Regions from separate parts of the Homo sapiens genome. Here all the other regions are linked to region 3. A link is a loop called in an ENCODE intact Hi-C map of the cell type or tissue named here. Cell type or tissue: sigmoid colon. All regions are shown on one strand. Region 1 overlaps TENM2 (teneurin transmembrane protein 2). Region 2 overlaps TENM2 (teneurin transmembrane protein 2). Region 3 overlaps TENM2 (teneurin transmembrane protein 2).

Region 1 (8,000 bases), 130 kb after region 3:
CCATGATCCGGAAGGTTGACCAGAATGGAATCATCTCCACCCTGCTGGGCTCCAATGACCTCACTGCCGTCCGGCCGCTGAGCTGTGATTCCAGCATGGATGTAGCCCAGGTGAGACTCTTTCTTATTTCTCTTCACTAAGCAACACCTGCCCCTTGGCCTGAGGTTCTTACCTGTTTCCTGTTTGGTTTGGAAGTGGAATGGGAGGGAGAGATACAGATACAGATCACGGGGTTGTTTGGAGAAAGCCTGAGATGAGCTAAACAGTAAGATGGAGTGGAAAATGTCAGATAGGTATGAGAGAGAGAGAGAGAGCAAGAGAGAGGGAAAACTGTTGAGAAAAGTGGAACTGGTGACACACTCCAGCCGTGGCAGATTACAGGGTAGAAGCTGCTCTGTAATTACCTCCCTTCTCCATCATTATTGCAGGTTTGAGAATGTACTGTACAGTGTTATATGTCAATCAGAACTTCCCCTTTAATCTGAAATGACTGCATCCTCACTATATAAACCTTTACTTTGTGCAGTAGTAACTAGAGCAGAGCCCTCTACAATATCACCCAAAGTGTGTGTTTAGTTTGGGCTGTTAGAGAGGCAGAGAACAGAGGCTCACTCAAATATACAGCATTTGTTCTCAGACAGCCTGGAATATACGTTCAGCCTTTCTATAACGGCCTTTTCAACCCTTGGCGAGCCTCATAAATTTCAGCTCAAGTTCCACAACAGACAACTTGCTACTGAGATTTTTATTTCAAATTCCATAGAGGAAGGATGCGTTCGGTTCCGTTTATTTTTTAAAGCAGACACTCAAGTTGTAGTTTGCTGGAGAGCCTGCACTTTGGCTCCCCTTGGATCAGAGCCATCTTCCAAGTCACATGGCTCCTTTTTGTGAATTAGATACAGGTGCCGCCTCTAAATGTACATAGCTTCCGTAGGCGTCTGCTTGGAGAGCAGAGTATGGGCTGGATGGCATGGTCTCTTGTGCAGTGAACTACCTGTGCAACCATATGTAACAGCTCTGATGCTGGTCCAGCCATCTGGAGCTGAGAAGCAGCATCATAGGTAGAGCTGATGGCCTGTTCTGGTCATGGCAGGTGACACGGTAGAAAATATATATTATATTATCTCTTCTTCTCCATCACACCCACTCATCATGGGCAATGAGCAGCTGGTTCAATGAAGAGCATTTCTAATACAATGTGTTATTAAAAAGCTGTCTTTTTTCCTAGATATATAAAACCAGTAAGTGCCGTACGGTTAAACGTTGGACATATTAAAGGCTGTTCTTTAATCTGATACCACGTCATCCACAGGTTCGTCTGGAGTGGCCAACAGACCTTGCTGTCAATCCCATGGATAACTCCTTGTATGTTCTAGAGAACAATGTCATCCTTCGAATCACCGAGAACCACCAAGTCAGCATCATTGCGGGACGCCCCATGCACTGCCAAGTTCCTGGCATTGACTACTCACTCAGCAAACTAGCCATTCACTCTGCCCTGGAGTCAGCCAGTGCCATTGCCATTTCTCACACTGGGGTCCTCTACATCACTGAGACAGATGAGAAGAAGATTAACCGTCTACGCCAGGTAACAACCAACGGGGAGATCTGCCTTTTAGCTGGGGCAGCCTCGGACTGCGACTGCAAAAACGATGTCAATTGCAACTGCTATTCAGGAGATGATGCCTACGCGACTGATGCCATCTTGAATTCCCCATCATCCTTAGCTGTAGCTCCAGATGGTACCATTTACATTGCAGACCTTGGAAATATTCGGATCAGGGCGGTCAGCAAGAACAAGCCTGTTCTTAATGCCTTCAACCAGTATGAGGCTGCATCCCCCGGAGAGCAGGAGTTATATGTTTTCAACGCTGATGGCATCCACCAATACACTGTGAGCCTGGTGACAGGGGAGTACTTGTACAATTTCACATATAGTACTGACAATGATGTCACTGAATTGATTGACAATAATGGGAATTCCCTGAAGATCCGTCGGGACAGCAGTGGCATGCCCCGTCACCTGCTCATGCCTGACAACCAGATCATCACCCTCACCGTGGGCACCAATGGAGGCCTCAAAGTCGTGTCCACACAGAACCTGGAGCTTGGTCTCATGACCTATGATGGCAACACTGGGCTCCTGGCCACCAAGAGCGATGAAACAGGATGGACGACTTTCTATGAGTAAGTGGGTTTGTAAAGCATCTCTGAAGAGCCCTTCCCTTGCCCTAGCTGGCATTAGGACTGGGTCGCTTGTGTAGCTTTTTAAATTGCTTTGTCACGTTGTCTTTCTAACTTTAATGATGTCTTATGGCCTCAAGACATTCATGTCCCCTCTCCCTGACTCTGAAATGATTTGCTCTAATGGATCTCTGATATTGAGCATCCTCCCTACTAGAGTTGGGAATTCCTGTTGCCTGCTTGCCGTTCAAATTTCAGGATATTGGACATGCACAGCACCTGGGAGGTAAAATGTTGATTAACTTTGCTGATTATTCAAGTTTGCCATGGGTGCGGAAATTAGAATCTAAAAGGCAAGATCCCAGTGGGGTTCCTGTAATTTGCCAATAGGTCCAGCAACACACTTGATTGCACAGACAGGTAGATAAACTCTGAATTTCCTCCTTAGCAGAAGCAGATCGATACAGATAAAGCATTAGGTATATTAAAAGATGCGAGAGCTGGTCATATTTCCCCTAACAATTATCTCATACTTAATAGTCCTGACGCTTGTTTTGCAAAAAGCTGTTTTTCCTAGCTCCTGCAGGCAGTTCTTGGTCAAAGTGTCTGCTGCTGTAGGTACTAATGGTGGGATGCTGGTTGGAGGAAGTTACTAGGCATGATTCTCCCAGTGGCTGGCTGAGACTGGAGCAGAATTTATAAATATCTGGCTCTCCTAGGTGATGAAGGAGTGTGTTAACCCCTGTGTACTTGGAGTCCTTGCTTGTGTTTTGTCTGGATGCTGCTGCTAGCTCAGAATGTAGTTAAGTTAGGGAGAGTTGGCACAGCAAAAAAAAAAAAAAAAAAAAAAAAAGCGGGGGACAAGAGGGAGAACAGAAAACCTCATTGTTGATCATTCCTAAACCCGGCAATGTTTACTTCCTGTTTGTATGCCAATGGTCTTGGGAGAATGTAAAAGGAAGCTGTTGCCACCTGCTGGATATTTAGTGCATTGCAGAAGAATTGCTTCCCCTGGTTCTGACTTTCTTCTTTGGGCAACTCTTTCTCAAGCACCTTAACGATGCTTGAGATTTCTGAAGCATCTTAATACCCTTCAGGACACTGTAGTTTTGATCAAACTTTACCAGCCAGTGATTCTGCCCTCGAGGGTACCATCCGAGTGCTGTCCTTGGCTCTCATACCGAATTAGGCTGAAGCTATACACTCACCCAAACACCTCCGAGATTTTCATCTTCCTTTCTGACAGTTTCAACCAAAGACCTAATGCATTTCAGAAACAATTTGTTGGCTCTCCTGAAAGAGGGGGAAAAAACATCCCTCTCAGGGAGGCCAGCCTGAACTGGGCCTGGTTTACAGACTGTCATAAAGAAGCTTGGGTTCAAGTGCATCCACAGATCTGAACTCTAAAAGGGAAAGTATTTTCCAGAAAGTGTCCCTAGTTTAATGAAAACATAGGCATGACTCGTAATTGTGTTTTAAAATGTTCAGAAGTTACATTGAAACTGAATTTTTTTATCTTAATTTGATAAGCTGCCCTTTTTTTCATAATGTAGATAAATCCAGTGATCACAAATTCTCCATTGTGGGGTTCAAATGTATAGGGTTTTCTTTTCTACCTGAAAAGATGGTGAGTTCTTTTTGTTTTATGGCACTTTTGGCACATGATCAGCCAATTGGAAGACACACAGCCAACTTAAAAATCAGACATAACTTCACCTCCTGTCAGGGCAGTGTGGTCAAGACCAACACTGCATAGCCTTAGCCAAAACTTTAGAGAAAGGGTGATGAAGAAAACCACACAGAGGCTGTGAGGCTACTAGAAAAGTCTGTCCTGGTCGGGAGTGATGCCTCATGCCTGTAATTTCTGCACTTTGGGAGGCTAAGGCAGGAGGATCACTGGAGGCCAGCAGTTTGAGACCAGCCTGGCCAACATGGAAAAACCTCATCTCTACTGAAAATACAAAAGTTAGCCAAGTATGGTGGTGCATACTTATAGTCTCAGCTACTTAGGAGGCAAAGGCATGAAAATCACTTGAACTCAGGAGGTGGAGGTTGCAGTGAGTTGAGATCACGCAGCTGTACTCCAGCCTGGGCGACAGAGCAACACTCTGTCTCAAAAAAAAAAAAGAAAAAGAAAGAAAGAAAATGATTTGTCCTTCAGTGAGAGCTTCCTTAGGGGGATTCCTCTCTTCCCACTCTGTTACAGGGGGCAGAGTACAAATCCCCCTATAGGTGAGAAGAGTGGCCATATCTTTTTTTTCTGCATAGAACATGAGGTACAGAAGCCATTTATCTGCCGTGTTGTCACAGTGACTGTCTAAATATGGATTTGATTATCCCCATTTTATTGATAAAGAAACTGAGGCTCAGAGAATCGAAGTGACTCCCCTAAGACCACACAGGGAGTTGGTAGTGAAGCAGGACTGGAATCCAGATCTCCAAGCCCAGCGTTCTTTGCATTGCACACTAGCGTTGTAAAGCAGGGCTATGAATGGAATTTGTAACTCCACCTTCAGACTCCACATGGGAACTGTCCCTGAATTTTTGGGAAGATGTAACTCAATAAGACCAGCCTATCAATGACTCTGGAAGCAGGAGAGAGAAAGGGGTAGGAAAAAATAACACTATCGAATCTTCCTGGACCCATTTTATGATCAGCCAGTTCCAGAAACTTCCAGGACATCCAACCGTGGAATTAAGATTTCCCCAGATGCAGGCCACTGGGTCTTGATAGAAGAAGTATCCTGATTTAGTTTCATCCCTGAGGGAACTCAGGTTTTCACAGTCTTCCCCAAAAGGCAGCATCTTATACCAGAAAGCTCCTAGGTCTTAGGACCAGGATGACAGGGGTGTGGAGTCCATCTCTGCCACATGCTTACTGATTGACGTTGGACACGTTATTTAACCTCTCTGAGCCTCAATGTCTCATCTGTTACATGGGGATAAAAATGCAAATTAACAACAGGAGCCCTGTGCTAATCCACTGAGATAATACATTTTTAGAAATTAGCAAAGCGCTTGGCATATAGAAGTTTAACTCAGAGTATAGGCTAATGGGATTTGAGAGGAATTATTAAGCACACCTCTGTCTCCTTCCTACCCCTCAGGTTTCACTCAACTAACTGTAGAGTGGATACAAGAGTCAGACAGATAGAGACTTATTTTGGAAAAGCAGAATTGAAGAATGCAGCTTGCACATTAGGTCTTTTTAATACCTCACTTTGCATTTCTCCTGCTCTCTTCCCACCTCCCAGTGCTGCCTGCTGGTCTCTCATCCCCTGCAGGAGCAGAGTCTGCCTTAGCAAACTTCGGGCTCAGAGGGGCAGAAAAACACATCACCCTTAAAAAGAGGCCCTCCAGAAGACAGAAATGATAAAGAGCCTCTTTAGTCATGTTCAACTCCTTCTCCCAATCCAGCAACTGGGGAAGGGGCAAATGTCAGATCAAAGGAAAAGATGGAAGTTGACTTCCCATGGTGTGGGGTTCAAGAGTGATTTTACAGAATAAGCTGCCATGCAATTCATGAAGGCTGGAATGGGCCCCTTTAAAAGTTGCCTCTCTCTCCTCTTTGTCCTGGGAAGTGAAGAGCTGGGCAGAAATAGAGCTGATACAGAATGCCTTTTGGAAACCCTATCATGCCTGCTAAGTTCCCAGACTAGGGAAGATGCATCTGTATTCCTGAAAAGAACAGTACTGTCCTTAAAATTACACTCTCTACTCCCTATACTCTCTCCTTCTCCACTCCCTCCCTTCTTTATTTTAGTCCTTAGCACCTATTACTCACCATCTGACATGCTGTCTATTTTCTATCTTGGTTTAGTTTTGCCCTCTTCAGCTAGCATGAGTGCAAGAATTTTGCTCCATTTTCTTCCCAGCCGTATCTCCAGTGCCTTGAACTGTGTTTGGCACATCACAGGTGCTTGATGAATATTTATTGACTACATAATTCAAAGGCAGCCTCCAGCCCCACTCCAGCCAAGGCTGGGCCAGTTCCATTGGGTTGGCATTGAGATCCCATTGCTGGAACTTACAGCGCTTCACTCCTACATGCAGTCATTTGCAAAAAGACCTACATCTGAAGACGTTCCTTGGGGGAAGTAAGTAGAGCTGGAGGCAGCCGAATCTTCTTAAAAGTTAAAGAAAATCTGTTTTTCTCCCTTTGGCCCATGAGATTCTAGTCCCTACCCTAAAGCTCTGCTCCCTAAAGTAGAAACTCCAATTCCTACTACTTCTCTCATAAGGAAACTCAGCAGCCTATGCATTGTAAGTGTCCCCAAACTACAGTGGATTGGAATTAAAATCCTTGCCCTGGTCCCAGAGAATGTACTTGTCAGCAGGAGGAGAAACTGTCTGTTACTGAGTACCGCACTAGACACCCCGTATCCAAATACTTAGAATTGCTTTGTTTTCTGATGTTTTAAATACCTTTTGTTTCTGTTTATTAAACATGAAAGTATTGATTACAAGTAATTTCTTTTTTTTTTTTTTTTGAGACGGAGTCTTGCTCTGTCGCCAGGCTGAAGTGCAGTGGCACAATCTCAGCTCACTGCAGCCTCCGCCTCCCAGGTTCAAGCGATTCTCCTGCTTCAGTCTCCCGAGCACTGGGACTACAGGCACACGGCACTGCGCCCAGCTAATTTTTGTATTTTTAGTAGAGACAGGGTTTCACCATGTTGGCCAAGATGGTCTCAGTCTCCTCACCTCATGATCCACCCGCCTCAGCCTCCCAAAGTGCTGGGATTGATTACGGGCACAAGCCACCATGCCCGGCTGATTACAAGTAATTTCTAAATTATGGGAAAATGCAAAGAAGAAAATGAAGATTCGTCAAAATTCCATACAGCAAAACCACCATTAACATTTAAATGTCTATATTTTCAGAGAATTTCTGCTCCATATAGATACTGATATTTTTTACCCCTCCCTGAAAAAAAAAGCTACTGTCAAGGGAGTATATTTTGTACCCCACACTTCCACTCAACACGTGTAGATTTGTGTATGCCAATAAATAGAAACCCATGTTGTCGATCCTGATGGCTTCATAGGTTTCTACTTTATGGATAGATCATCAGTTATTTAATGAATCTCCCATCAAGGAACATCTAGGTTGTTCTAATTTGTCACTATTGTAAATAGCACCTTTGTCCCCCTGCCTGAGAGGTGGCTTCTTTAGCAGGTAAGAAAGCACAGAGGAGCCCTATTGATTTAGCAGACCTAAGTCCCCATCCCTGATTACAACACCAGGGCTTTCCAGGGAGTGCATGGTCTGCGCCACCCCATGCCTGGGGCCCTGGGCGAGTGATAGCGGTGGATCCTGAGCTCACAGACATTCCTGCTCCAAGATCTCCCTCCTCTCTCCCCCAACACCTTTAGGCAGCGCGGTGTACAGCTTAATGTGATTGCACTCTCAGCTTTCAAACTTCTGCAGAGCTTCACTGCTTCTAGTTCTTCCCAGAAGCAAAGTTTCTCAGATCCCTGAAAGCCTGAGCCAGGTCTGCAATTCTTTATTCCAAAAACATTTCCTGAGTGCTCTCTGTCTTTGATGTTGTCATCCTAAGCCCTAAGCGACAACATCCAACAGGCCACAGCGGTCCTTTCCACCGCTCACAGGCCCTCCCCACAGGGATCCTTCTCTGAGGACCCCCCATCCCCACGCGCTGCACAAGCTCCAGTTCCCATCCCTCAGACCCTGCCAGCTTTTTCCCTCTCCCCAGTCCAAAGGGAGTAACCCGCAGGAGTTGAGCCACTTTCCCTTCTTTTTTACCCTCCAAGCAAAATGTCTTCATAGCTCCGCCTTCTTCCTCCCCTTCCTCCTC
Region 2 (8,000 bases), 93 kb after region 3:
ACTCAGTTCTCTCATCTGTAAACTGGAAACAATGATATCAACTTCATTGGCCTGTTGTAAGGTTTGACTAGAAAGTTTATAGACAGCAACTTAATGCCCCTTTACTTAAATGGCTGCTCTAAGTGTTTGCATCTCCCTGTATGATGTGAGTTCAGAGATTCTAAAAACATACACTGCCTTCCAATCAAAAACTCATCATTTCAAATAATACATACATTTCAAAATCAGGAACCCATCTTTTGGTCCCTGTTATAATACATTTCCCTCAATTTCATCCCCACTGGCTCTGGAATGAGTGCTGTCTTCCCTCAGAGGTCATGAACCGGTGACCCCCAAGCTGGGTGGGTCACTGTCATGTTCCCTTTAGCCACATAGGCTTACAAAAATCTTTGCATTCATTGCTGACATTTAGAGGATTTCATTTAACTAACAAAGAAGCTGAGGGCCTAGAGGTTAACTTGCCCAGAGTCAAACAGTGGAAGGGCTGGGATTGGAGCCCAGTTCTTTTGATTCTAAATGTCTTGTTCATTCTTCTCTCAGACCCTTTTTCTGAAAGTATTTTTATGCCAGGTGTGCCAGAGTCCAAAGCCACTAGGTGTCTGGGGTTATGCTGGAAAAGAGGAATCCATGGAGAAGACAGATGCAGAAAAGAGAAACAGCAGTCCCCGGAGCAAGCTTCTCCTGCTCTTACTTCTGCCATGCTCACTCAGAAAGCTTGTGGCTCAGGGAGTGTAGAACCAGGGAGAAAACCCCAGCCTACCTGGGGTCCATCACTCAAAGTCTTAGCCCTTTGACGAGCAACACTAATATCATCACTACCCAACTAGCACACCGTCTGCCAGGGAGGCCATTGCATAGGCCTTTGACATGCCCTCTTTGTCTATGCATCTTGCCACACAGATTTTGGGATGCCCCCTTACCTGGCCTCTCCATTCCCTACTCTTAATCCTTAAGGCCATGATTTCTTAATAGCTTTCCACCTCCACTCAGATCATGCCAACAACTTCTCTGCGCTGGACTATGGGTCCTCCAGCTTCTAATCTGTTCCCCACAGAGCAGCTAGAAGAATCCTTTCAGAAGTCAGATCCTATCACACCCCTGCTCAAGCCTTGCCAGGGCCTCTCATCTCCCGTAGCATGGCACCCAGGTTGCCGCAGTGGCTTCCATTGCTCTGCATTAGTGAGTCCCTGCTTCCATGCTGATCTCATTTCCTCTCTCTCTTCCTCGTCCTCTCTCTGCCATACCTGCCATCTTGCCATTCCTACAACTCACAGATACACTTTCACCCTAGGCTTCTGCACTTGCTGTTGCCTCTGCTCAGAGTGTTCTTCTTCCAGATGTTTCCATGACTCATTTCCTCATTTCGTTTAGGTTTCTACACGAACATCACTTCTTTAGAGAAGCCCTCCCTGCCCTCCCTGTCTAAAGCAGAAAATCCCCTCCTTCATCACTGTCCAGCCCTTTACCTTGCTTTACTTAGTGTCTTCAGAACACTGTCACTGTAATTCCATCATGCATTCATTGTTTATTGTCTATTTTCCCCCTCTAGAATCTAGGGCCATAATCACAGGGTCCTTGTCTGCCTTGGTCAACTCATTGTTACACGAATTGAATGAGTAAAAGCTTTCACGAGAAGTGTTTGGGATCAGAAGCAATTGTCTTTTATTCAATAGATGATTGGGAGATAAATACATTTCATTTTAGGATTTCAAAAAACATGCATACAGTGACACCCAAGTCACTATATACCGCTGATATCGTTTTATCAGTGCAAAGAAAATCCAGATATAAAATACATCTTTGCTTTTCAGTAAGGCATGAAGACATGGTTGTACTGCTCTTCATCTGTATTATTGACTTGGCCTCATCCTGTTCATTGACTTCGTATGGGTTGGTGCAGTAGGTATGCAAGCCTCATAATCCTCCTTTAAAACAAGAGGAAAGGCAGAGGCAGCTGCAGATTGTTCTTGGGTGAACTCCGACCTCCCAAACTACAGCTTGCTGGAGAAGCATAGAGTAGGGGAGAAGAACAGCAAGTCTAAGGCTGGGCCAGCTGCGTGTGAATCCCAGCTTCCCCACCCACCAGCAGCTGCCCAACCTTAGTCAAGTAACTGACCCTCTCTAGGACTGGGTTTCTCCATCTGAAAAGTGGAAGTAAACAAATGGTTACTATACAACAAGTCCTTCTGCATACAGTTTATTTGATTTTTTTGCAACAGCCCTATTAAGCTGGTGTGATTATTTTTATTTTACAGATGAAGGAACCAAGACTCAGAGAGGTAAAGTAACTAGCCCAAGGCCACACAGCCAATATTTTGCTGACCTGGGGTTGAACACAGATCAGCTGCCTCTAGATCCCGTGATCATAATTGGCAGTATGATACTAATTCCTATTATCTACACCATAGAGTAGATGCGAAGATTAAATGACAGCCAGGCACAATGGCTCATGCCTGTAATCCCAGCACTTTGGGAGGCTGAGGCAGGAGGATTGCTTGAGCCCAGGAACTTGAGACCAGTCTGGTCAATATAGCAAGACCTTGTCTCTACAAAAAATTAAAAAATTAGCTGGGCACAGTGGTGGGTGCCTATAGTCCCAGCTACTCAGCAGGCTGAAGCAGGAGGATCTCTTGAACCTAGGAATTTGAGGCTGCAGTGAGCCAAGATTGCACCACTGCACTGCAGCCTGGGTAACAGCACAAGACCTCATCTCTCAAAATAAATAAGTATAAAACAAAATAAACGAGAAAATCTCCAGCGAGTGCTAAGCACAGTGCTTGGAACATGGCAGCAGCCACGTTTAGGAATGACACCGTTTAGAAATTAGTACTTCCAACTCCTCTAATTCCACAGGAAGCTCGTAGAATAGCCAAGTCCGGGCCCTTCTCCCAGCTGGCAGTCTGGGGCATTTCTTTATGCAGCAGAAGGAGAAGCATCATGCGCCCCTACTAATCCTCTCCACTCTGGGGCCAAGCCTCCCATCTTCCCCCCAGGGACAAGGTCTCCCCTCAGGCGGAAAGTAACTGTTCACCTTGTTGCTCTGAGGTGTCGGTGGTGACAGCCCCTTTTCTTTCTGAGGGCCCCAGCAGGTCACTGTCTGGCACCAGGCTGCCACCCCCTGCCGGGCCTCGGCTGCACTGGCCGTCGGCTCAGTTCTGTGTGACCTGTCAGTGGGCTCTTTGAAATGGAGGTTGATGAGGAACAGAGCAGGGTAGACCAGGCAGCGAGAGGCCAGGAACAGCAGGCAGAGGGCAAGCATTTGGGGAAATCAGAGGCCAAGAGCAGAGGCCCCTGCTCTCTGTTGCCAGTGGTTTTTGTAACAGCAAAGTGGGGAGACAGCTGCAGCCAGGATAGAAATCCCCCAGGTATAAAAAACGTGGCTCTAGGCTAACAAGGGTGAGACTGTGCCAGAGAGGCCTGTCAGAGGCTGTCCAAGGTGGGAAATTTCTGATCAAATGAGATGATTCCCAGAGGCCCTTTCTGGGTTGAGAGTCAGCAGGGGCGGGACAGGGAGAGGAAAAGAAGGAAGGGGAAAGAGACAGAAAAAACAACTAAGAAATGAACATGTCTTCTGAAGCTTCAGTATTTCCCTTCATAAGTCCTGTGACATTCAGAGGGTACCTATATATGGCTGTGACTGCTTCCAGCCCCCTGTGAAAAACCGAGAACAGAAGTCAAGAGGCTTTGGAGGAGGCTGGGCATGGTGGCTCACGCCTGTAATCCCAGCACTTTAATTCCAGCACTGTAATTCCAGAAGTCAAGAGGCTTCGGGAGGCCGAGGCGGATGGATCACTTGAGATCAGGAGTTCAAGACCAGGCTAGCCAACATGGTGAAACCCCATCTCTACTAAAAATACAAAAGTTAGCCAGGCATGGTGAAGGGTGCCTGTAATCCCAGCTACTTGGGAGGCTGAGCCAGGAGAATCACTTGAACCCAGGAGGCAGAAGTTGCAGTGAGTCGAGATCGAGCCACTGCACCCCAGCCTGAGCAACAGAGTGAGACTCTGCCTGAAAAAAAAAAAAAAAAAAAAAAGAAGCTTTGAGGTAGACAACCAACATGTGAATCATGAATCACTTCTCCATCATTTACTAGCACTGTGACCTTGGGCAAGGCCCTTAAGCTCTATGAACCTCAGTTTCTTTATCTGCAAAATGAGGATCATAGAACCCACCACAAAGGGTTCTTGAGAGCATGACTGGATGCTGGCTGGATCGAAGCACAGCACAGGCTGAGCAAGCACAGAGGGACTTAAGTGGCTGGCAGAGGGCCAAGCACTTAATTGTAAACTTAAGTCAAAAGTGTGAACTGGATGAAGCTAGGAGCTGGGGCAGAGGGCTGGCCAAAACATTCTGCTGCCCAGTTTCCCAAAACATAAATCACCCTGTACTAGGTATGTAAATGGTTACTCTCACTAACTGTCTTAGATAAAAGAGCTCATATGTACATGCTTGTACAAACATGTCATGGCAGAGGGTACAACAGGCTCCTGTGTGTTGGACACTCAGCATAACAGTCACACAACCTTACATGGCAGCTTTGTGTAGGATTTCGTTCCAGAGTGCAGCAAACAGGGTCCAAAACCCAGTCCTACCACTTAAAAACAGGGTGACCATAGGTGAATTATTTAATCTCGAAGTCTCCCATTTCTCACCTGTAAATAATGATGTTAATAGCACCCAGGATTCTGGTGGTGTCTTAATAAAGGCATGCGTTTAAAGTACCTAACCCAGTGCCAGGCACCCAGGAAGCTCCTCCTGAGCACCAACCATTGGTTCTCATTAGACATGGTTGCCATTAATGTTCCATTGTCTTGCTGACGCCAGGATGTTGTCACCTAGCACAGGGTCCCCACTCTAAAATGCACTGGCCTTGGGAGACACTGGGAGCTGGAGGACAGGGGCTCTGAACTGATATGCTAGTAGTACCGACGTGGTTTGTGTTGGGCCTGATCACCAAAAGCCCTGCACTTTATAGGAAGTCAATCAAGGATGAGACTGCCACTTGTGACTATTGAGTAGATGGAGGTATGGCTGGTCCTTCCAAGAACAAAGCCCCCAAACCTAGAGCCCTATGTTCTCATGAACTGTTTTCCAACGTGCATGGCACTAGATGCAATTGCAGGGAGAGGCTCGGAGCCAGAAGGGTCCATGGTCAGGAAATGCTGCGTACTCCATGACAATATTAAAGACTCATAACGTGTATCCATATATCAAAGCCTCCAGGAAGTCCTGCTGTAAAGTTTAACTTCGTTTAACTGACTCCCAAATTACATTTGATGGCAGATCCTCCCCTCCCACCTCCACTTTTGTGTTTCAGGGAATGCGTATTAACATCCTGCAGGAGACAGAGTTTGGAAAAACTGTTGTAGCCCCTCAGCTGTACTGCTGTGGATATTTGAAGGCTTTTTCTCAGTCACTCAGAACAGAGGTCTCAAGCTTTAGTGAGCAAAATAATCATTCTTGAGAATCTTCTTTAAAATGCAGATTCCCAGCCAGGCACAGTGGTGCACACCTGTCATCCCAGCACTTTGGGAGGCCAAGGCGGGTGAATCACCTGAAGTCAGGAGTTCGAGACCAGCCTGGCCAACATGGTGAAACCCTGTCTCTACTAAAAATAAAAATAAAAAAATTAGCTGGGCATTGTGGCGGGCGCCTGTAATGCCAGCTACTCAGGAGACTAAGGCAGGAGAATCACTTGAACCCAGGAGGCAGAGGTTGCAGTGAGCTGAGATGGCACCATTGCACTCCAGCCTAGGCAACAAAAGTGAGACTCCATCTTAAAATTTAAAAAAAAAAAAAATGCAGGTTCCCAATATTTAGTCTCAGGAATTCAGTACGTCTGGGTTGATGGCATCTTAACACCATACCGGAGCAGGTAGTCAGGGAGCACACCTTCAGCAACGCTGGTTTAAAGCTTAGCCACTGGAAATACGGTGCTCAGAGCAACAACATAGACATCACCTGGGAGCTCATAAATAATGCAGGCTCTCAAACCCCACCTTAGGACACGGGATGAGAATCTACATTTTAACAAGGTCCCTGAGTGATTGTGATGCTCATTAGAATTTGAGAAGCATTGGTTTAAAAGGTTTTGTTGATGGCATTTGTTTTTGGTTTTTGTCCATTAGTTGCTGGTGAAGAACCATTTTTTAAAAATAACTGGACAACACTATAATCCCCTTGTCAAACATTTCCCCCAGTGGCTTCAAGGTACAGTCTATTAAAGAGAGGCCTTACCTGAATCAGATTTCTGCCTTTGGTAGCAGAGCCTTGATTTTCTTAAGCAGCCCGTGCTTTTTTTCCCACATCCATCCTAAAGAGTAGAAAAGCCAGCAAACAGCTTTCACTGGGGCCTCCTCTCTGCCAGATCTCTGGTCAGACATGATTCATCTTCCATGACTAAGTCATAAGAAAGGCCAGAAGGTGCTTTGGTACAACGATCTCTGGACTTGGAAGTCAGAGTCTGACCAAAAGAGTTGGCAAGAAGTAGGAGGAAAACTTCCAACAGGTCTTCTTCCAGAAGGAGTGCAAATACAGTTTTACTTCTTTTTTTTTTTTTTTTTTTTTTTTTGAGACAGAGTCTCGCTTTGTCACCCAGGCTGAAGTGGAGTGATGCAATCTCAGCTCACTGCAACCTCCACCTCCCGAGTTCAAGCGATTCTTCTGCCTCAGCCTCCCAAATAGCTGGGACTACAGGTGTGCACCACCACACCCAGCTAATTTTTGTATTTTTAGTAGAGACGGGGTTTCATCATGTTGGTCAGGCTGGTCTCGAACTCCTGACCTCAGGTGATCCACCTGCCTCAGCCGCCCGAACTGCTGGGATTACCGGCGTGAGCCACCGCACCCAGCCCAGTTTTACTTCTTGCAATATTTGAGAATGGCCGTTGCTCTGTGCAGGGAAGGAGGATGCCTGAGGAGCGACGGTTCATCAGGCAGCCAGGGTATTAATGGCAGGTGAAACCTTCCAAACGAGCATCCTGTCAGCCAATCTATTGCTTTAAAAGGTTCGCAATGCAGGAGACCTTACAGAGGCAATGAAGAACTAATCTCATATTGCCAGGTTAAATCAAGTCAGCCTTGCCTATTCCTTTCACTTCTTAGTTACATCAAGCCCAAATACTTTCAATTATCCTCACTTCCAACTTGTCAGCAGGCGTAGGGTAAAATGCAAATGGAACAGTACCTTTCTCTCGTGGAGAGCAGGAAATATCATTAAGAATAACCTTCATGTATTGAGCTTTGCCTCCATCTTAAGTGCTATACATTCATCATCTCATTTCACACGCACCTTCTTAGAGCACCTCTGTGCATTTCAGTGCAGTCAGCATTATTAAGTCCATTCTATAGATTGGAAAACTGAGCCACAGGAATTCAGTCACGTGCCCAAGATGACACAGCTGATAAATAATAGACCAGGTTTTAAAGCCAGACCATTCTAATTCTAAAGCCCGTGTTTGTTTGCTGTTTTTCAAACTGAGCCAAAAGTCCAGTACCACCCTGGGCAAATGGGGCAGGGCAGGGACCAAGCATTGCATCTCAGCGGGCCCTGAGCTTTGGGATGACTCCCTTGAAATTTTCTAAGTTGCTCCCCAAGTGTCAGGGACTGGCCAGAGTCAGCAATGCTAACTGGGAGGAGCACCTCAGTCCAGACTAGGACCCACGTGAGCCCTGATCCCTGTTCCTCCCCTTCAGGGTGCTCTTTTTTTTTTTTTTTTTTTTTTTGAGACAGAGTCTCACCCTGTCACCCAGCCTGGAGTGCAGTGATGCAATTGGGCCTCACTGCAACCTCCGCCTCCCGCGTTCAAGCGATTCTTCTGCCTCAGCCTCCCGAGTAGCCAGAACCACAAGTGCGCGCCACCATGCCTGGCTAATTTTTGTAGTTTTTAATAGAGATGGGGTTTCACCATGTTGGCCAGGCTGGTCTTGAACTCCTGACCTCATGATCCACCCGCCTCGGCTTCTCAAAGTGCTGGGATTACAGGCGTGAGCCACCGCCC
Region 3 (8,000 bases):
TTTCTCCCCATCTTTGTGGTTTTTGGTCTTTGATGATGGTGACATGCAGATGGGGTTTTGGTGTGGATGTCCTTTCTGTTTGTTAGTTTTCCTTCTTTCTGTTTGTTAGTTTTCCCTCTAACAGTCAGGACCCTCAGCTGCAGGTCTGTTGGAGTTTGCTGGAGATCCACTCCAGACCCTGTTTGCCTGGGTATCACCAGCGGAGGCTGCAGAACAGCAAATATTGAAGAACAACAAATGTTGCTGCCTGATCCTTCCTCTGGAAGCTTCGTCTCAGATGGGCATCTGGCTGTATGAGGTGTCAGTCGGCCCCTACTGGGAGGTGTCTCCCAGTTAGTCTACTAGGGGGTCAGGGACCCACTTGAGGAGGCAGTCTGTCTGTTCTCAGATCTCAAACTCCATGCTGGGAGAAGCACTACTCTCTTCATAGCTGTCAGACAGGGATGTTTAAGTCTGCAGAAGTTTCTACTGCCTTTTGTTCAGCTATGCCCTGCCCCCGAGGTGGAGTCTACAGAGGCAGGAAGGCCTCCTTGAGCTGCAGTGGGCTCCACCCAGTTCGAGCTTCCCGGCCACTTTGTTTACCTGCTCAAGCCTCAGCAATGGTGGATGCCCCTCCCCCAGCCTCGCTGCCACCTTGCTGTTGGATATCAGACTGCTGTGCCAGCAATAACCGAGGATCCGTTGGTGTGGGACCCTCTGAGCCATGTGCAGGATATAATCTCCTGGTGTGCCGTTTGCTAAGACCATTGGAAAAGCGCAGTATTAGGGTGGGAGTGTCCTGATTTTCCAGGTACCATCTGTCATGGCTTCCCTTGGCTAGGAAAGGGAATTCCCTGACCCCTTGCACTTCCCAGATGAGGTGATGCCCACCCTGCTTTGGCGTACACTCTGTGGGCTGCACCCACTGTCTGACAAGCCCCAGTGAGATGAACCCGGTACCTCAGTTGGAAATGCAGAAATCACCCGTCTTCTGCAATGCTCACACTGGGAGCTGTAGACTGGAGCTCTTCCTATTTGGCCATCTTGGAACTCCAGTGACAAGTCTCCCACTCTTAAGTGTTGGAGAAAGTTCATATCCAAAAGGGGGAAGATTAATTCTAAATTAGTAAATCAGTAGCAAGTTTTTTTTTCAAAGAATCATGAGTTTTTGCTGAGGTTGGAAACAAGAAGAAGTAATAGACGTTTTTTAAAAAAATAATTTCAGCTTTTTTTTTAGACTCAGAGGTACATGAGCAAGTTTGTTACCTGGGTATGTTGCATGATGCTAAGGTTTGGTCTACAAATGACCCCATCTCTCAGGTAGTGAGCCTAGCACCCAGTGGTTAACCAACAGTAAAAATCCCAGTAGTTTTTTAACCCTTGCCCCCTCCCTCTCCGCCCTCTCTAATAGTCCCCAGTGTCTATTGTTCCATCTTTATTTCCGTGCATACCCAATGCTTAGCTCCCACTTATAAGTGAGAACATGTAGTGTTTGGTCTTCTGTTCCTATATTTATTTCCTTAGAATGATGGCCTCCAGCTACATCCATATTGCTGAAAAAAATATGATTTCATTCTTTATGACTGCATAGTATTCCGTGGTGTATATGTACCACATTTTCTTTTTCCACTCTTGGTAGGCACCTAGGTTGATCCCATCTTTACTATTGTGAATAGTGCTGCAATGAACATATGAGTGCATGTGTCATTTTGGTAGAAGGATTTGTTTTCTTTTGGATATATATCCAGTAACAGGATTACTGAGTTGAATGGTAGTTCTGTTTTAAGTTACTTGAGAAATTTCCAAACTGTTTTCCACAGTGGCTGAATTAATTCACATTCCCATCAACAGTGTGTAAGTGTTCACTTTTCTTCACAGCCATGCCAGCATGTTGTTTTTGACTTTTTAATGGTAGACATTTTGACTTGTGTGAGATAGTATCTCATTGTGGTTTTGATTTACATTTTGATAGAGGTATTTCAGTTGGGTAGTCAGGGAAGCCCTCTCTTAGGTCATGATATTTATGCAAAGGCAGGATTAACAAGAAGCAAGCAGCTGTGAGATCAGGAGAAAGAATAGGCCAGGCAGAGGGAAAGGCTGGTGCAAAGGCCCTATGGCTGGGATGAGCTTGGCATCTTCCAGGAACAGAGAGAAGAGCAGTATGGCTGGAAAACATACAGGTAGAGTGGCGTTTAGGGAATTGGGAAGGGGCCAGCTCCCAAAGCCACTTACAGACCAAGTACAGCCAACACCCAGCAAAGCCATCCAGACCTTTCCAGGCACCCTTTTTTCTCTGCCCCAGTGTGATGTCTCCCTGTCCTCAGGCCAGCCTGCTCTGCCCAGGTCTGACCCTAGCACTGCTAAGTTCTTCCTTCCTCCTTCTTATCCGCTCAGTGGCATTGTGAGGGGCCTTAACAAACCAGGCCAGCCACCAGATATGCTGGCAGCTACAACTAGGTTCTTGGAAAAGATGGATGTGTCCCCCAAAATTGTTAAAACTCATGCAAATCCAACTTCAAATCCTTGCTTGGCCACCAACCAAGCTCAATGGCACTGGATCCATTCCTTAACTTCTCTAGAAACCACTGTTCTCTTCTGAGATGAGACTAGGGTTTTGGGGAGGATGAAATGTGATAACACACATCAGCATTTGCTATTATGCCTGGCATGTAGCAAGTGCCCAGGCAAAAATAGGCTCTTATTTTTTATTACTTTTGCTGCTGCTGCAAGAGGACATGTAATGAAAGAATCAAGAATTCCACCCTTGTAAGATAAATTCTCCCCAGCTGCTGATTTCAGGGAACCCTGTTTGTTTCCTCTGTAGCTTCCATCTGCTTGATTCTTGCCTGTGGAGCCTGGCATGATGAGCTGCTACAGTCTGGAAATGCAGATGCTGTTTCCTGTCCGGAAGCTCAGGGGCTGGTTCTTATAGTGGCCCGAGCAGTGGTGCCTGCAGCTGGGCCGATTGCATTTAGTTAAGTGACTCAGATACTGTAAGTAGGAACTGAGCAGGGAGTCCTGAAAAAGACAGGCAAGGCCACACTCAGGGAAGCCAGCCCCCACTGGAGCTGTCATTCCTCCCCCTTCCCTGAGCACTCAGCCCCTTTGAAGGAGAGCAAAGAAATTGTGCTGAGCTTTAATGAGGAATCAGCTGGGCGCACTTTGCCACAGGCCTGGCTGGAGGCAGAAAGAAATGAACAGGCCCCCAGGAGTGAGCGACCCACTGCAGCTAAGTCATTCCCACCATCTCTGGATGTGACCAGAGACCCTGTGGTCATGTGGCTTCAAGCAGCCCTAGCTCACATGTGCCACTTCCCTGCAATCCCACCAACTGCTGAGCGTGCCCTGCCATCTGAGGTAGAATCAACATCAGACATCGTCAGGAGGCCAGCAATGCTGCCAGTGCAGAGTGAGGGGAGTGGCAGGCTTCCCCGGGAAATGTCAGCATTTATTGCTTTTCCCATTCGTGTTGACCCTCAGCAAGAAAATGTTCCAAATAGCATGAAGTCATCCCCCCTTTTTGGGGGGTCCTGGACCCAGTAATAACATCTTCCCGAAGGGCAATGAGTCTGTCTTTAACCTTGCCCTCTCTGGCAGGTGTGTATCAATGTGGTTTCTAGAAGCATCTCTGGGCTGCCCGGTCCCTGCCTGTGGCCACCTTCCCTTCTGGGAAAGTAACAGCCCCCGCTCCACGGTCTAGGCTCTGCTGCTCTCCTCCCGCTCCTCTGGAAACCCACTAAGTTATCTTAATTACCATTCCTCCTCAGTCTCTGCCAAGAAGTGGGGAGATTTATAATTGGATCAGTCAAATATTTGCTATGGTTTATTTCTTTGCCTCTCGAGCTCTCGTAAAAGTTGCATTTTCATGCCACTTTGGGGTATGACTGATGACTCAAAGGCACAGCCTTCACATTGCATGCCAACGTGGGTTATTTTTCAGAGGCCAGGGAAAAGGAGAGAACTGGGCGGGGAGAGGTGGTGTTTACTTTGGGTTATTGTGCTATCATCCTCTGGGTGGCTGCAAGAGACACAAGCGGCTTTGGGAGGCAAACTTCCTCCCGCAGCCAGCCGGTGCACAGACACATCCTTCTATTGGGATTTGGTCATGTGCCTCCTAAACCCCTTCCAGAGCTTCTGCAGACCTAATGGGTAGGACCACTACAGAGTAACCTCTTTAGTCAACGAGGCACAGTTTGGTCTCCCAAAGCATCCCCATGTCCCGAATTGATCACAGTGAGGTCCTAGAACAGAGGAGCCAGATGTCCCCAATACTAAGCCTGAGTTATCAATTCCCAGTGTTGAGGGATGAAAAGGAAACTCTGGCCAGGGCCTGAGCTTTTGGAAAATGCTCTCCTTCTAGTGTCAGCCAGTCTGCCAAGCAAGCTGGCCAGGCTACAGCTTAGGAACCCTAGAGAGCAGAGGCTCCCCTACACCAGATGGCCTCCTTGCAAGCCAGCTTCTCACTGGCCCCCAGTCTCCCTATCCTGGAAGGCAGTCTCCATGGCTGGCTCAGTTTATCCTCCCTGCATTTCTAGCCTCTAGCCCTTGCCCAAGTTATAGCAGCAGTGAATGATGCTGTGTGATGCTGCTTGACACGTGTTAATCTATGCATAGTGACCCTATGTGCACTCTAGAGCACTTTGAGATAGAAAGGAGGAACAAGAGGTATAAACTGGGACACTCCTGGGTAATTGTGATAAACAAACACCCTACACATAATAGAGTGGAATTTGACCAACAGAAGATGCTACCATCTTTTCCTGGGTGATCCTGTCCTGTTGTCCTATAAGAAATTATCTTGACCGGGCACGGTGGCTCACGCCTATAGTTCCAGCACTTCAGGAGGCCAAGGCGGGCGGATCACGAGGTCAGGAGTTCGAGACCAGTCTGGCCAACATAGTGAAATCCCATCTCTGCTAAAGATACAAAAAATTACCCGGGTGTGGTAGCAGGTGCCTGTAATCCCAGCTACTCGGGAGGCTGAGGCTGGAGAATTGCTTGAACCCGAGAGGTGGAGGTTTCAGTGAGCCAAGATCAAGCCATTGCATTCCAGCCTGGGTGACAGAGCGAGACTCCATCTCAAAAAAAAAAAAAAGAAAGAAAGAAATGATCTTGAGGACCATTTGGCCTGACCTGGGAAGGAAGAAGGGCAGTAGTTCTGAAGTCCTTACTCTTCACCACCCTACCCTGCAGATGAAACCCCTGTCTTCCTGGAGTTTATGTTCTTAGTAGAAAGACAACACACATAAAAATAAATTATATCATTTTAGGGGGTAATAAGTGCTTTGAAGATAATAAAGCACAATAAAGGGCTACAGGATTGAGACACATCAGACACCATATCATATCAGAGTCAAGATCTTCTCCCAGAGCCCCTGGCTAGCCGATTCTTCCTTAAATGAAAACTGCCCTCTGTGCTTCTGTGCAGGGGGACTCTGAGGAGCCAGCCAAAATAGATGTCTTCTCTTTCCCCTGAAAAATGCCTCTTCTTAGAGTAATTTACTGGGCTGGACGGTGAGCACTGCCACTAGTCCTAAGCCATTTCTGTTTCCCTTGGCTGGTCAGGCGGTTCGGCAAGAGATGACTGATGCCCAAATTAGTAATGAGCAATGGCCCCACACAAGTAATCACCTTCCCCAAACTCTTCCTCATGGGGATGATTACTTGGACCCGAAATGAAGTAGATCCTTCTCACCTCGGCACCAAGGAAGTTACAGCCATTCCTCTGGCTGACAGCAATTTGTAGACATGGGTCTTTGCAGTTGGACATTTTCGAGGTTGCTAAGGAACAAATGCTTTGATTAGAAAGGTCTCCAAAAGCAGCATCAGTTTGTCATATCACTTTAAATCATTTATTTTATCCCACAAAGACAGCTGTGACCAATGGGATATGGGGTAGAGAGAAGCTAAACACTCATTTCCTTGAGAAATGGAGAAAATTTCAACTTCTAAGCAGCGGCCGTCACCAGCGCCCCACGTGTGAAACTAGAACCACGCACTGCTCGTCCGTAATCATTATGATTTGCAAGTAGGTGACTCATAGTCCCTAGGTACTTAATAAAATGGTTGTTATCTTCCTGGCCCTGCCCTAAGCATTATCTCATGTCATCCTTATAACCTCCCTGAATGTTAGGTGTGATTATTCCCTGGTATGAAAACCAAGAAGAAGGTAAAAGTAGATTTGCCCAACATCAAAGAACAGTAAGTGACAGAGTCAGAATTCAAACCCAGGTTTGTCTGATGGCAAAGCCTTTGTGTTTAAGATTATAGAGTCTTTTGTTTTCAGTGATCACATTTCAGGTGGAAAAACTAGCGATTCTGACGACGGGAAAGGCACATTAGGAGATTCCTGGAGTTTCATTCTGTGAAGTTCGTAAAAGGGGTTATAGTTGATGTCTGTAACCCATAAAAACCTTTTTATGGAAGGGAAAGTGGAGAGATTGCTTAATCCTACAGTGGTGGTTTTCATCGGCTAAAACCTACACTTTGAATGTTCTCTGGAAGTCAGCATGCAAGTGACTTTTCTATGCAGTGATTTTGCAAGAGTTCACAAGATTAGTCCAGTTCTACTGGGGTTTTATCGATTTTCTTGTCAACAAGTAAGAAACACTGGTGTCCTCTTTGCCTTCTCCTTCATCATCTCTGTCCAGCCCATGGTCAAGCCCTGTCACCTCTTCCTTAGAAATGTTCCTCCAAAGTTGTCCCCCGCTTCTCATTCACTGTCCTGATCAAACCCTTTTCACCTCACCCCTGGGTTTCTGCAATCACTTCCTAATTGGTCCTCCTACTTTCATTTTTTCTCCCTTTAGAATATCTCATATCCTTCCTACAAACTAATTCCTTAAAACATCCCTTTCATCACATCAGTCACTGCTCAAGAGTCTTCAATAGCTCCCACTTGCCTGCTACAGCATTTCATCTATTATTTAGAACAGGCCTCTCTTGGGTCCCGTTTGACCTCCCCATCCCCTTATCCTGGTAGGCTTAGTTGACCACTCTGTCTCTCATTAATCACTTCCATTTCTGAACCTGGTTTCCACTGAAACAAAGTTAAACTTTAATTGCTGGTTTATCCAAGGCTAGGCACTATAAGGGCATGAACATAAACACCAAGCCAATCTATGTCTAAATTTTTGCTTGGCCACTTAGGAGCTGTGTGACTTTAGAAAAGTTGCTTGACTTCTCTGAGCCTCAGCTTTCTTATCTGTAAAATATGAATGTAAATAACACCAAGATAGGTACCAAATCAGGGTTTCTTCAAGAATTGAATAAAATGATAATAACGATCATGACGGCTAACATGTATTTTGTGTTTGCTGGGTGCCAGGCACTGTCTAAATATTATCTGAATCCTCACAACAACCCCATAACATAGATACTCTTATTTTCAGTTTGCCAATGGGAAAACCAAGGCACAGACAGGAGAAGCTAGTAAGCACCTCATTCAGGATTTTCTCAGGCTCCATAGCCCTCATCATAGCCCTTCTGCTGTGCCATTTCTCCTAGTAAATGATCAATAAAATGGTAGCTGGTAACATGGGTTCATAATTCCTTATCTGAAACTCTCAGGAAACCAATTACATTTTGGAATTCAGAATTTGGAGGATTATGGAAAAGTTATACTTTGCATATCCTCTGTATTACATAATGCAGAGGGGGACTGGAGCAACAGCATATACCACTCCCCCCACCACACACACACACACACACACACACACACACACACACACACACACGATGCACACATACAAACAAAAAGAAAAAAACTTTGGGTTAAAGCTCTTTGGATTTCAGGATAACAGACAAGAGATTGTGGCCTAGAGTAATAAAAGTATTAATAGTAGCAATAATTATAAAGCATAATAAATAATGACTGTTATTATTGTTACACATTTTGCGGCTCTTGTTTTCCTGGATAAGTTCATAGCAAAATGTGCTACAAAAAAGGTCTTTCTCCATTAACAAATGGGTTCGGGGGGAAGGTACCAGGTATGGGACCACATCCACACCTTGTCTCATGC

What was found. A loop is a pair of places that touch in the nucleus more often than their neighbours do. Peaks named below come from ENCODE experiments on the same cell type or tissue, not always from the same donor. Only the 100,000 strongest peaks of a DNase experiment are listed, where the experiment ranks them.
Region 1: a loop joins it to region 3, with 2.8 times the contacts of the local background. A loop is called at or near these places in 3 of 110 quality-filtered maps.
Region 2: a loop joins it to region 3, with 12 times the contacts of the local background. A loop is called at or near these places in 2 of 110 quality-filtered maps.

What each region holds. Positions count from the first base shown.
Region 1 is chr5:168,216,813-168,224,812 of GRCh38, forward strand. TENM2 (teneurin transmembrane protein 2) reads left to right here. Exons shown (of 31, transcript NM_001395460.1): 24 at 1-110; 25 at 1,313-2,187. Among named protein-coding and RNA genes, the nearest start is that of TENM2-AS1, 12 kb to the right of the region's middle. In sigmoid colon, a CTCF peak has its summit at 3,170 (motif pointing left); no DNase peak of the experiment used is centred here.
Region 2 is chr5:168,175,124-168,183,123 of GRCh38, forward strand. The region is part of intron 15 of TENM2 (teneurin transmembrane protein 2); the gene reads left to right. Among named protein-coding and RNA genes, the nearest start is that of MIR12125, 13 kb to the left of the region's middle. In sigmoid colon, a CTCF peak has its summit at 3,092 (motif pointing left); DNase peaks (open chromatin) are centred at 3,178 and 4,268.
Region 3 is chr5:168,082,549-168,090,548 of GRCh38, forward strand. All of the region lies in intron 9 of TENM2 (teneurin transmembrane protein 2), which reads left to right. Among named protein-coding and RNA genes, the nearest start is that of MIR12125, 79 kb to the right of the region's middle. In sigmoid colon, no CTCF peak of the experiment used is centred here; DNase peaks (open chromatin) are centred at 3,656 and 3,963.